Linked DNA regions of Homo sapiens: all the other regions are linked to region 2. The links are chromatin contacts, found by Hi-C or POLR2A ChIA-PET in ENCODE. All regions are on one chromosome and are shown on one strand. The core of a region is the stretch at or near the end of the contact, and the rest is flanking DNA. Distances in the headings are between cores, read along the strand shown.

Region 1 (3,918 bases), core at 816-3,315, 160 kb after region 2:
AGCCCTAATTATTCAAACAGATCCTTTCTCTGTTTTCCTTCCTATTCCAGCCTCCTCTCCCAGAGCCCATACCTCTAAGGCCAATTTGTTGGCCCAGATCTTAATACTCTTAATACTGGGAGTTCTTGACACTCTATCTCCCATGCATGCAAACTCAGTACCCTCTAGCCCAGCAACTCTGGGTCATTTTCAACACTCTAACTAGAAGTCGGCTCCACCAGGAAGCTTTTCTTAACTCCCAGACTGGCTTAGGGCTCTCTCCAGCCTTCATTAGACTCTGGCCTTGCCTCTCCCAGTTTTCTTCATTCATGGAGCTGGGTTCGTTTGTTTACTCCACTTACTTTCCCATTAGCCACCAGCTCCTTTAAAGGCAGGGACTGTTAGGTGCAGAAGTCCCCATGTTGAAAATAATATCTGGCATATAGAAGACACCTTATAATTATTTACTGAATGAACAGTTCTTTAGGCCCAGGCTCATGGCACCAATTTCTTTCTCTTCTGCAAAGGTGAAGGAAAAAAGAAGTAATGGTTTGGGAGTCAGGAAGTCTGGCTATTAGTATTTGCTCTACTCAGGTGTGTGGCTATGCCTAAGACAATCAATTACTCAGTGTCATTGTCCTCATAAAAAAGGGTGGGTGGGTGAGAGGAGGTGATTTCCTGTCTATCCACTTTTTAGGAAGAAAACAGAATGAATAATAACAAAATGGTCAGTAATGGAATAGTACTTTCAAGAGGCAAAACATGTACATAAAGTCCTAGTAATATTTCAAATAAAGAGCCCACTGAAGGATATAACTTAGTAAAAATAAATCTATCCACACGTATTTTCTACCTTATAATTGATTTTAATGCAATTTTTTAAAATCAAAAAGGAATATTATTTGTTTTGTAACACTCCTGGGAATCATCATAATACTGCCTCCCTGGGTCAGGTCTGGGCTGAAAGACATGTTTGAAAATGTTGAGTTTGAAGTGCCCATGGAGGACATTCATTTGGACACATCTAGAGCAGTGGGATATTTGAACTCCCCTATCTCCTTTAAGGATTTTTAATTAGAGTCAGATTATAATGGAATTGGAATTAAAAGTTCTATTTACTGAGTATATGTACCATGAATTCACTTAATGTTTATAAGAAAGTGTTAAAAAATGTTGAATAATGCCTTGCATTATGTAGGGATCTAATCTTTTTTTTTTTTTTTTTTTTTGAGACGAAGTCTCGCTGTGTCGCCCAGGCTGGAGTGCAATGGCGCAATCTTGGCTCACTGCAACCTCCGCCTCCCGGGTTCAAGCAATTCTCCTGTCTCAGCCTCCCAAGTAGCTGGGACTAAACTGCAGGTGCATGCCACTATGCCCAGCTAATTTTTTGAATTTTTAGTAGAGACAGAGTTTTACCATATTAGTCAGGCTGGTCTCAAACTCCTGACCTCAGGTGATCTACCCACCTCAGCCTCCCAAAGTGTTGGGATTACAGGCGTCAGTCACTGTGCCCGGCCGGGATCTAATCTTAAAAATTTATCTTAGAAGCGCCTTTCAAATTTTTTTTTTAATGGAAAGAGAAAAATGGGGTAAAAATCCCAAGTTCATGGTTAAAAATCTGACATTTTAGCCAAAAATTGTGCATTTAGGTGTTCTTTTTAAAAGTAAATCACAGAACTAAGCTAAATACAGATGTTCCTTGACATATGATGGGTTATAGCCCAGTAAACCCATTGTTAAGTTGAAAACGTCTTAAGTTGAAAATGCATTTAATGCACCTAATCTACTGAACGTAACCACTCTTAGCCTACACTACCTTAAATGTGCTCAGAACACACACTTAGCCTACAGGTGGGGAAAGTCATCTGGCAACAGAGGACACCGTAGGGTACTGGTTGTTTTGAGATCACATGGCTGACTGGGAGCTGCAGGTTACTGCTGCTGCCCAGAATTGCTAGAGTATTTCACCACCTATCACTAGCCTTGGAAAAAATCAAAACCCCAAATGCAAAGTATGGTTTCTATTGAATGTGTATCACTTTCACACCATCCTAAGTTGGGGATCATCTGTATTCTTAAGGTTTGGTTTTGTTTTCGTAGTTCTGACTGATGGAAACTACCTAAAATGCATTTCCTTTTCAGTAACTTTCAATAAAACAATGAAATGACACGTTTTTGGTGATAGTTGTTATCCCCTGAAAACACAGTAAAAATACGTGAAGTACCCATAAAAGACCATTTAACTTTCAGAGAGGAACTATATCGATAAGCAGAGCAGCACCTGGGCACGTCTCCTATCACCTGAGAAACAGGTGTAACCGTGTCACTGCACTCACTGCTCCTGGCCAACTCCTCCATCTGCTGGGTTCCCTCTCATTGGCCCCTGTCTGAATTTGAGTCCTTATTATCTCTCACAGGAACCTCTGTAGGATACAGGAGGCCTTCCTGGTCCCCTACCTGTGCGTCTCTTTAACTGTCCCCAAAGCATCTCCCACTCTGACACTTTGTGTTCCAGTTATTCTGCCATCCTCTCAGGACTTTGTGCTTCTATGCATGCCTGGAATGCCCACACCACTGATGTCCACTGGCCAACTCCTACTCATGCTTCATGTCCCATCTCAAATGGTCCCTGTGAAGGCTTCCCCTCAGGTGCTCCTTCACCTAACTGCCACTGCACTTAAAGTCCTTCATTATAGGACTTTCCTTACTGTATGCCTACATGGTTTGCATTATATGTCTCTCTGACCACTAAACTGCAAGATCCTTTGAGGGCTGAGAATATTTTTATCATTAGCATTGTGCCTATCACATTGATATTCCAAGAAATCACTGAATGAACGAATGAATGAATGAATGGAAAGTGTCCAAATCGACCAGGTACAGTGGCTCACACCTGTAATCCCAGCACTTTGGGAAGCCGAACGGGGAGGATAGCTTGAGCCCAGGAGTTCAAGACCAGCCTTGGCAACACAGCAAGACTCTATCTCTAAATTTAAAAATTAGCCAGGCATGGTGGCGCACACCTGTAGTCCCAATTACTCAGGATGCTGAGGTGGGAGGATCACTTGAGCCCAGGAGATTGAGGCTACAGTGAGCCATGGTTATGCCACTGCACTCCAGCCTGGACAACAGAGCAAGACGCCGTCTCAAAAAAAAAAAAAAAAAAAAGAGAGAGAAAGTGTCAGAATAATAGTATCAAACACTTATATGATGTTTAGCACATACCAGACAGTGTTTTGGGTGCTTTGAAAATATTAACTTATTTAAACTTCCCAACAATACCTGACACCAGTACTATTATCATTCCCATTTCACAGATAAGGAAACAGTTACAGAGAGATTACATAACTTGTCCAAGGCTGCACAGTATGTGATAGATCCAGGAGGTGACTAAGCAGTTGACTCTAAAGTCTGCGTTCTTAACCACTATGCCTCAAAAAATGCCCTCTATGACTAAACCCCAATATTTTTTGATATACAACTTCAAATATGCTGCTGCAATACTGCTTTGCTTCATTAACAAAAATAACTTGCAGTTGGCCTTACAAAAACAATCAGTACTGCAAAGTTTCTCAGATCTTTGACACTGAGTTTACTTGTAAATCAGATTCCAATACTCCCTAAGAGAATAAAATGTGACTTCCACAAAATCTGAGTGGAATCTATCAAATAATCCAAATAGGTCTATTAGCCCAGATAAATATGATCATAAATCTGATGGGCTTCTTTCATATTAAAGAGACACATGGTTTGTTGTGGCTAGCTTTACAGAACTGGTGTAGTGAGACATTCCAATCATAAACCTGAGGTCATTTATCAGCCTACTAATGGAAAGCACAATGACAATGAGATCACTAAATCTGCTATGCATATAGCAAGCTACCTAAAAAGCCTTTCCCAAATTAACAAAGTGGGGAATTAAAGAAAAGCTCCATATTT
Region 2 (4,007 bases), core at 1,056-3,555:
AGTGCTGGGATTAGAGGTGGGAGTCACCGCGCCTGGCCCACTTTGGTTTTCAAAACCAAAGTGGGATGCCCTGCCTCCGCATCCCTTCCCAGGGGTGCAGTAAGCAAACAGGCGGTGGGGACAGGGCTGGGTGGTAACATTGAGGGGTTCTGTGAAGTTCTAGGACTTGATTGCCTGGGAGAGCCTCTTGCTCAGGGCTGGTAGGCTGGGGCAGATGGTGTGCTGGGGCGGATGGTGTGCTCAGGGCTGGCAGGTTGGGGTGTCTTCCTGCTGTCCCATGGAAGATGGAGCTGTTGCTGCTGGTGGCTTATCAGCACGTATTTGTTAAGCTTGATTTATGCAAAGGGTAGGGGCAGGAGAACCCAGAAAATGATAAATGACAAAGCAATGATAAAAAACAAGAGGAAGAATGACTAATTGTTATTTATTGAATACCTGTGATGTGCTAGGCCTTGTGCTACATTTGACCTTCTAATCCCACTAGTCCCCTCCATAGTCCTCTTTATGGATTCTATCTCTGTCTACACCAAGCAACTGAACAACTCCATTTCAGAGTTAGTGAGGGCAGAATTGGGATTTTGACACAGGTCTTTCTGAATCCAAAATCTGGGCTCTTAACTATTGTGCTCTACTATCTCTCAACAAAGAGGTACAGGCAGTGAGTGCTTCAGGTGTGAGGAGGAAGCAGCCAAGAGGAGTGATGGTAGAATGGGGAGGAGGAAGGAGGAGGTGAGGCTGGAGCAGGCTCTCAAAGGAAAGCCAAGGCAGATGAACAAATGGAAGGCAGAGCAGATGGCTGGAGTGCAGGCAAGAAAGGACATTCAGAGAATCAAAGAAAGCGGCTACTACACATGCTGCTACACAAGGGTTCCTGGGCCAGATTGCCCTGGGAAATGCTAGGCTGTTTCTTTACTGTTTCTTTATTGCAGGACTTGTCAGAGCCTTCATATAGTATTAATGAGTTACATATTTCTCTACCAAATACATTTGTTGATCTTGGAGAGTATTTAATGGAATAATATCCTTAATATATCCTTTAGGACATCCAGGACTATCATATTAGTTTGGAAAGTTGTGATAATCAAATGTGGAGAGGCAGGGAGGATTAGGAATGCCAGATTAAAGAGTTAGACATTATCCTTTAAGCAGCAGAAGGCAATGGAGGGGCTGTGGTGTGTGCGTGTATGTTTGTGTGTATATGCCTGGCTATTCTAGCTATGGATAGTGGGAGGGGAGGAAGGGGTTTTGAGTCTTGAGGCTGAGGATCCAGTTAGAAGTCTCTCCTACAGGCTGGTGGCAAATGAGAATATGAAGCTCTTAGCAGCATTGGGAGTAGAAATGATGGATTTAATAAAATAGTAAAGGAAAAAGCCAACAAGGGGCTATAAGGAAAGGTGGGGAGTCTTTGACTGCAGCCTGGGACATAGGCAAGTATAGAGCTTTCTCCTGGGCACCAGGTTTGGCATGTTGAACGGGAGTTAATCATGCACTATGTAGGTAAAGATGCAGCCTCCCACCTCCCATCCTGGGGAGAAAGATTTCAGCAGGAAAAGTAGATCTGAGTGTCGCCGGAATAGAAGTGGCTGCTACAGCAGAGATTTCCAAGAAAGCAAGAAGAGCTGAGGCTTGCACTGGGAGCCTGGAAGTGAAGCCGTGTCACAGAAGCATGGGGAAGAATCCGTGGATACAAAGGGACTTCAGAGAACACCCTTAAAACATGAGAACTCTGAGGCCCAGTGAGGTGGATGGGAGCAGCTGGAAGCAGCCCGTCGGGTTTGTGGCTGAGCTGTCAGGGAACAGGTCTCTTGCCTCCTCACTGCACTTTTCTCCCTTCTGCTTCCTCTTAGTAATATATGTACAGCCATTTGAGCTTTACCTATTTGCATGGGCTTCAGTAGAGCTGCAGGTGGCCTTCCTAGCAGGTGTGGCCACCAAGTACCCAACAGATTTCAGTCTGTTCTTGTCTTCGTTGCCTCCTCGGGGTAGTGAAAGGGCTGGGGAGCCTGTTGGTCCTGTCCCAGGGCTGTCCTCTCTGCATCCGTGCCCCCTGGGCTTTGCATGGGGGAGGAGCCTGGAATCTCGCTCTCTTTAAGGCTGGAAGCCAGGATGGCTGCCTGAGACTGCTGGCTATCTGTGCCCTCTCCTCTTGCCAGGGCTCAGTCTGGGGCAGAATGTGGCCCAGGGCCTGCTTGTCAGCACGTGGCTAGGGTTTCCGTGTTAACGTTCCCAAATTGGGATCTCAGAAGATCAAGTGTCCGTGTTGTCTGATCACGCTGAGCCTTCTCGAGCGGCCAGCTGCAAACCTTTCAAAGGGCTGTGTGTAATTGGCTTGGGAGATGCTGTGGGGGACTGAGAAGGGGACAAAGAAGTCAGTTTTTAAAAGGAAAAAAATAAATGAACATAACAGTCTTGGGCCAGTTGGGTGGGGCATGGTGCTTGGGCACATTGAAACCCCTTCCTCTTCCCTTCCTATTTTTCCACTTCCAGAGGCCCCTTTGGCTAGCGCCGTACTGACCCCTGCAGACCCCCTCTGTGTAAATACAGCCTCTGTCTCCCACCCACTTCTTCATTATGCATTCCTTTAATCTGACCCATCTCCAGGTTGCCAGCTGGCAGAGACTCAGCAGATTCCAAACCCCAGCTGGTGCCAGAGTGTTTACACGGGCCAGGGAAGCTTGGCAGACAACCTGCCCCCAAGCTACTCAGCTGTAGGAAAAGGTAGAAAGACTCCTGGAGATAAGTGGCCCGTTTGTTTGCAGACTTTCTCTCCTCCCTCATTCACCCTCCCCTGCATGCCCACCCTCACTCCAGTTGCTGCTCTATCCTGAAAACGTTAGAAAGAATCCCTTTGTGAAAGGGAGGTAAATGGCTAGGGACTAGCAGCGTAATCCCTACATCCAAGCAACCCTGTGTGGCACTCTGAGCACATAAAGGTAAAAGATCCTTTGCCTTCCGGGCTGAAACAGATCAGATATTAATTAGGAGACATTATTGGTTAGTGTAGAGCCAGTCCCCATTCATAACGGATATGTTTTTCCAAAATAATAAAGCTATGTGATCGAGTGTTCATGAAGCCAGGACTCATATTTGTCACTGCAGCCTGAGGCCAGTGGTGTCCTCAAAATCCTATATTCACCTCCTCCTGCCTCAGTAAAGGCCCCCTTGAAAAACTCAGGCAGGAAACTGTTCGTCCACCACAGTGGTTTATCTTGATCTGAGTTTGTGAGAAGCCAGTCCCAGGGTGTCATGCCTAAAGAAAACCATTTCTGAAGTGGGTTATCAACACTGTTGGTCCTTTGGAAATTAGATGGCCCATAAAGAGTGGCGATTTGTCTGCCTCCCATGCGTTTCATGAGGGGTAGTACCAGGATGTGTGTGGAGGATAATTTTGCTGGTTTAAAGTGTCCTATTCGGTTGGGCATGGTGGCACACTCCTGTAATCCCAGCACTTTGGGAGGCCAAGGCAGGTGGGAGGCCAAGGCAGGTGGATCTCTTGAGGCCAGGAGTTCAAGAACAGCCTGGCCAACATGATGAAACCCCATCTCTACTAAAAGTACAAAAATTAGCCGGGTGTGGTGGTGCATTCCTGTAATCCTAGCTATTCGGGAGGCTGAGGCAGGAGAATCACGTGAGCCTGGGAGGCAGAGGCTGCAGTGAACTAAGATCTTGCCACTGCACTCCAGTCTGGATGACGGGAGTGAAACCCTGTCGCAAAAAAAATAAAAATAAAAAATAAAAATAGTGTCCCATTGCCAGCAGTTACGTTGATGAGGTTAATTATTATCATATGGTGTTAGTATTCTTTTATTTGAGTAGCATATCTCCATCAGTCAGAGTCCCAACAGGAAACAGGTGGGGTAATTGAGGAATGGTTATGTAGGCACTATTAACAAGGGCGTGGACTGGCTCAGGGGAAACAGATAAGGAACAGTAAAGCATTCTAAGGCTTGCGAACGTGGGGAGCTATCCCTAAGCTTGAAGGGGCTGAGGATAGCATGGATCTAGAA
Region 3 (3,767 bases), core at 559-3,058, 170 kb before region 2:
TATATAGTTTAGCATAGCTAGAAAATAAAGGGAAATTTATTTTTAATTTTGGGTATATATACAGATTTATATATTATATTTACCATACCAGATGTTAAACATTCTGACTATCACTCCTGGGTAGTCTGTGACATAAAAGTATGAAGATTTTTGTTAAGAAGTAATTAACATTTGGTATTTAATACTTACACCATCCGCCATTTTAATAGTGAGTTTATATATATATGTGTGTGTGTGTGTGTATAACTGAAGTGGATATTAATTTCTCTGCACTGGGGGAATTGGGTCAATATTTGAGCCATTAGGTATACTGACTTGCCAGTTTTCTGGGATATTCTTGAAGAACAAATATGTTTTAGCAACATTCTGCCAATTAGAGCTGCTTAGATGAGGCAGCTGTGAGTCAGCACAAATTTAATCTGTGTTGACTTTGCTCTGCCTTGCCTCCTACCTTTCTCCAATCTTTACTCACCTTCCCTCTGCACACAGCAGCTGTTTCAATATATTTGTCCTTTGAAACTTTGAATACAGTTGCAACATTCTAAGTCAACAGGGCAGCTAAGTATACCTAGCAGAAAAATTAGACTTTAACCTCAGAAATTGACAAAATCTTCTCAAGGATTATGGTTCCAATAAATACTGTTTAAAGTATTTTATTCATAGTTCTATTCAATAAAAGTTTATAGAGCACCTACTTTGTTCCCTGAATTGTTTTAGGCACAGAGAATGCCAGGAAAGACTAAGTCCTGAATGACAGGAACCAGAAGATCCAGTGAGCGAGGGTCTTAGTCAGAGGGAACAATGAGACAGGGTGTTGGTCAGGAACAAGTTGGGTGTGTTTTAGGTACACTAGTGTTGTGGGAGCAAGGCGAGGAAGTATTGAAAGATGAGGCCAGCATGGGTGTATTAGTTATCAATTGTTATATACCAACTCACCCCGAAGTTTAGGGACTTAAAGCAATAAATATTTATTATCTCACACAATTTCTGAAGGTCAGGAATCTGGGAGCAGCTTAGCCGGGTGGTTCTGAATCAGCATTTCTCAGGACGCTGCAATCAAGTCACTAACAGGCTGTGTCAGCTGAGGGCTTGACTGGGATCTGTTTCCATGATGGCTCACTCACATGGCTGTTGGCAGAGGCCTCAGTTCCTCTCTGAAAGTTGGCAATACATCTCACTTCTTTGGCATGCCTGCTTCTGTGTAGGACTGCTTGAGTGTCCTCAGGACATGGCAGCTAACTTCCCCTGGAGTATGTAAGCAAGAGGGAAACTACAATGTCTTTTATGACCTAGTATTGGAAGTTACACCTCTGATGATAGAGAAGGGCTGAGGACATCGCCTCGGGGGAGATAGCAGTTGGAGAAGAGAAGGCTGGGTGGAGCCAGCGAAGGCGTCTGAAGAGGAGGGGTCAGTGAAGTAGAAGGAAGTCCAAGAAAGTGTGGCATCATGAGGCCAACAGTCCGGCAAGAGGATGGAAGAGTGGACATTGAATTTGGTACCACGGAGGCTACTGCTGACCCGAGGAGAGAAGATGGGGACACAAGCCTGACTGGAGTGGGTTGAGGAGAAAATGGGACGTGAGGTAGAGGAGACAGCAGCTACCGGCAGCCGTTTTGAGAAATTTTGCTCCGAAAAAGGGCATATGGTTGGGACAGTAGACTTTCTCAGTGATCTAAAAGAGGAAGGGAAGGTTGAGTAGGCTGAGCTCAGTTTCATTTGCAATTGTGGAAAGTCACCTAAGAGTGGCTGAGTCTGTGCACTGAACTCTTTACAGCCACCAGGGAGGTCCCTTGGCTCTGGGCAGTGCGCCATCTGGTGCTCAGTCATGGAGTCAGCGTTAGACTGACACAGTAGGTTGGGCAATCCCTTTGCTGGAACAGAGACTTTTTTTCTCATAAATTTTAAATCCAAGTTGGAGTAAATTGCCAAAAGAACAACTAAAAAATGCTGACTGAAAGGCAGAGGTGCAAAGTTCTCCTCACTTCCTTTTAACCCCTTCCAATTTATTCCATTTTGTCTTTCTTATTCCCTCATCCTCTTCACCTTAATCCATGAGTCTCTCTGTATTTCCTTTTCCACTGTCCATTTCTATGACGCAGAATCTAACGATGCAGCTACAAGCCAAGAAACACCAAAGATTGCTGGCAGCCACCAGAAACCAAGAGAGAGGCTGGGAACAGATTCTCCCTTAGAGCTTCCAGAAAGAACCAGCTTTGCTGACCTCTGGATTCTGGACTTCTAGCCTCTAGACATGTGCAAGAATAATTTCTGCTGTCTAAGCCACCTAGTTTGTGGTAATTTGTTAGAGTGGCCACAGGAAAAGAATTCAACTACTTTGCAATAAAAAAAGGAATGAATACATAAAAAAGCACAGATGAATTTTGAAATAATTGTGCTGTGTGAAAGACACCAAACAAACAAAATACCTGCTGTATGCTTCTAATTATATAAACTTCTAGAAAATGCAAACTAACTCATTGTGACAAAAAGCAGATGAGTGGTATGGGGCCAGGCAGAAGAAAGGGATTTCCAAAGGGCATGAGGATGTGAATAAGTTCAGTATCATGATTATGATGATAGTCTCATAGGTGTATATGTGTGTTAAAACTTATCCAATTGAGGCTGGGTGTGGTGGCTCACTCCTGTAATCCTAGCACTTTGGGAAGCCAAAGCAGACGGATCACTTGAGGCCAGGAGTTCAAGACCAGCCTGGCCAACATGGTAAAACCCCATTTCTACTAAAAATACAAAAATTAGCTGGGTGTGGTGGCACACTCCTGTAGTCCCAGCTACTTGGGAGGCTGAGGCATGAGAATCACTTGGACTCAGGAGGTGGAGGTTGTAGTGAGCTGAGGTCACACCACTGCATTCCAGCCTGGAGGCAACAGAGCGAGTCTCGTCTCAAAAACAAAAACAAAACTGAAAAACTTATCCAGTTGTACACTTAACTCTGTACACTTTGTTTTTTTTTTGAGACAGTGTCTCGCTCTTGTCGCCCAGACTGGAGTGCAGTGGCCTGATCTCAGCTCACTGCAACCTCCTTCTCCCAGGTTCAAGTGATTCTCCTGCCTCAGCCTCCCAAGTAGCTGGGATTACAGGCGCCCACCACCACGCCCAGCTAATTTTTTGTATTTTTAGTAGAGATGGGGTTTTGCCATGTTGGCCAGGCTGGTCTCAATATTTCATATATATATAATATATTGCATATAATACATTATATAAAATACACATATATTTTAAAGTATCAATTATATCCCCTAATACAGTAATAAAACCAATAGATGCAAATAAACAATCACAAATCTATTATGTACATAAGCAAGCTGTACAATCCTTCTGCTCTCCAGCTGGTCTCTTCAGCTGCCTCTGTCCTTTGGAAGGCTTCCTTCTGCTTAGAAACAGGCCCAGGCCTCCACTGTCCTAACCTTCTTAGCCATGCACCCACACTCCTCAGAAGAAACCAAGAAACACTCCACAACAAATTTTTAAAGTTCTTTATCCTTGGCTAGTTTTCCCTTTTGCTATTTCCTTCTTTCTTTTCACGTCCAAAACTTGAGTAGTCTGCATTCTAGCTCTACTTCCTCTCTCAAAGTCTTGAATTTTAAATTCTTTTTTTTTTTTCCTTTGAGATGGAGTCTCGCTCTGTCGCCCAGGCTGGAGTGCAGTGGCACAATCTCGGCTCACTGCAAGCTCCGCCTCCCAGGTTCTCGCCACTCTCCTGCCTCAGCCTCCCGGGTACCTGGGACTACAGGCGCCCGCTACCACG

What was found. Hi-C counts contacts between places; a loop is a spot of excess contacts on that map. ChIA-PET counts read pairs that join two places held with the same protein, here RNA polymerase II (POLR2A). Pooled maps may share reads with other maps.
Region 1: a loop to region 2 is called in a pooled map, with 2.0 times the contacts of the local background. The contact joins two enhancer-like sites. A Hi-C loop is called at or near these places in 2 of 50 pooled maps. POLR2A ChIA-PET finds 5 or more read pairs at or near these places in 5 of 52 experiments (BJ, GM10248, HepG2 and 2 more).
Region 3: a pooled map shows a loop between it and region 2 (2.2-fold over the local background). The contact joins two enhancer-like sites. A Hi-C loop is called at or near these places in 1 of 168 maps with a recorded cell type or tissue (CD8-positive, alpha-beta T cell) and 1 of 50 pooled maps. POLR2A ChIA-PET finds 5 or more read pairs at or near these places in 2 of 52 experiments (PC-9 and naive thymus-derived CD4-positive, alpha-beta T cell).

What each region holds. Positions count from the first base shown.
Region 1 is chr6:52,392,563-52,396,480 of GRCh38, reverse strand. The region is part of intron 1 of PAQR8 (progestin and adipoQ receptor family member 8); the gene reads right to left. Among named protein-coding and RNA genes, the nearest start is that of EFHC1, 26 kb to the left of the region's middle. Within about 2 kb of position 2,065, at least 3 of the 41 ENCODE cell types and tissues checked have a DNase peak (open chromatin) inside an H3K27ac peak, as active enhancers do.
Region 2 is chr6:52,550,274-52,554,280 of GRCh38, reverse strand. All of the region lies in intron 1 of TRAM2 (translocation associated membrane protein 2), which reads left to right. Among named protein-coding and RNA genes, the nearest start is that of TRAM2, 25 kb to the left of the region's middle. RefSeq lists an enhancer at 1,895-2,064. Within about 2 kb of position 2,305, at least 25 of the 41 ENCODE cell types and tissues checked have a DNase peak (open chromatin) inside an H3K27ac peak, as active enhancers do.
Region 3 is chr6:52,722,657-52,726,423 of GRCh38, reverse strand. No RefSeq gene overlaps it. Among named protein-coding and RNA genes, the nearest start is that of GSTA2, 39 kb to the left of the region's middle. RefSeq lists a silencer at 1,769-1,818. Within about 2 kb of position 1,808, at least 17 of the 41 ENCODE cell types and tissues checked have a DNase peak (open chromatin) inside an H3K27ac peak, as active enhancers do.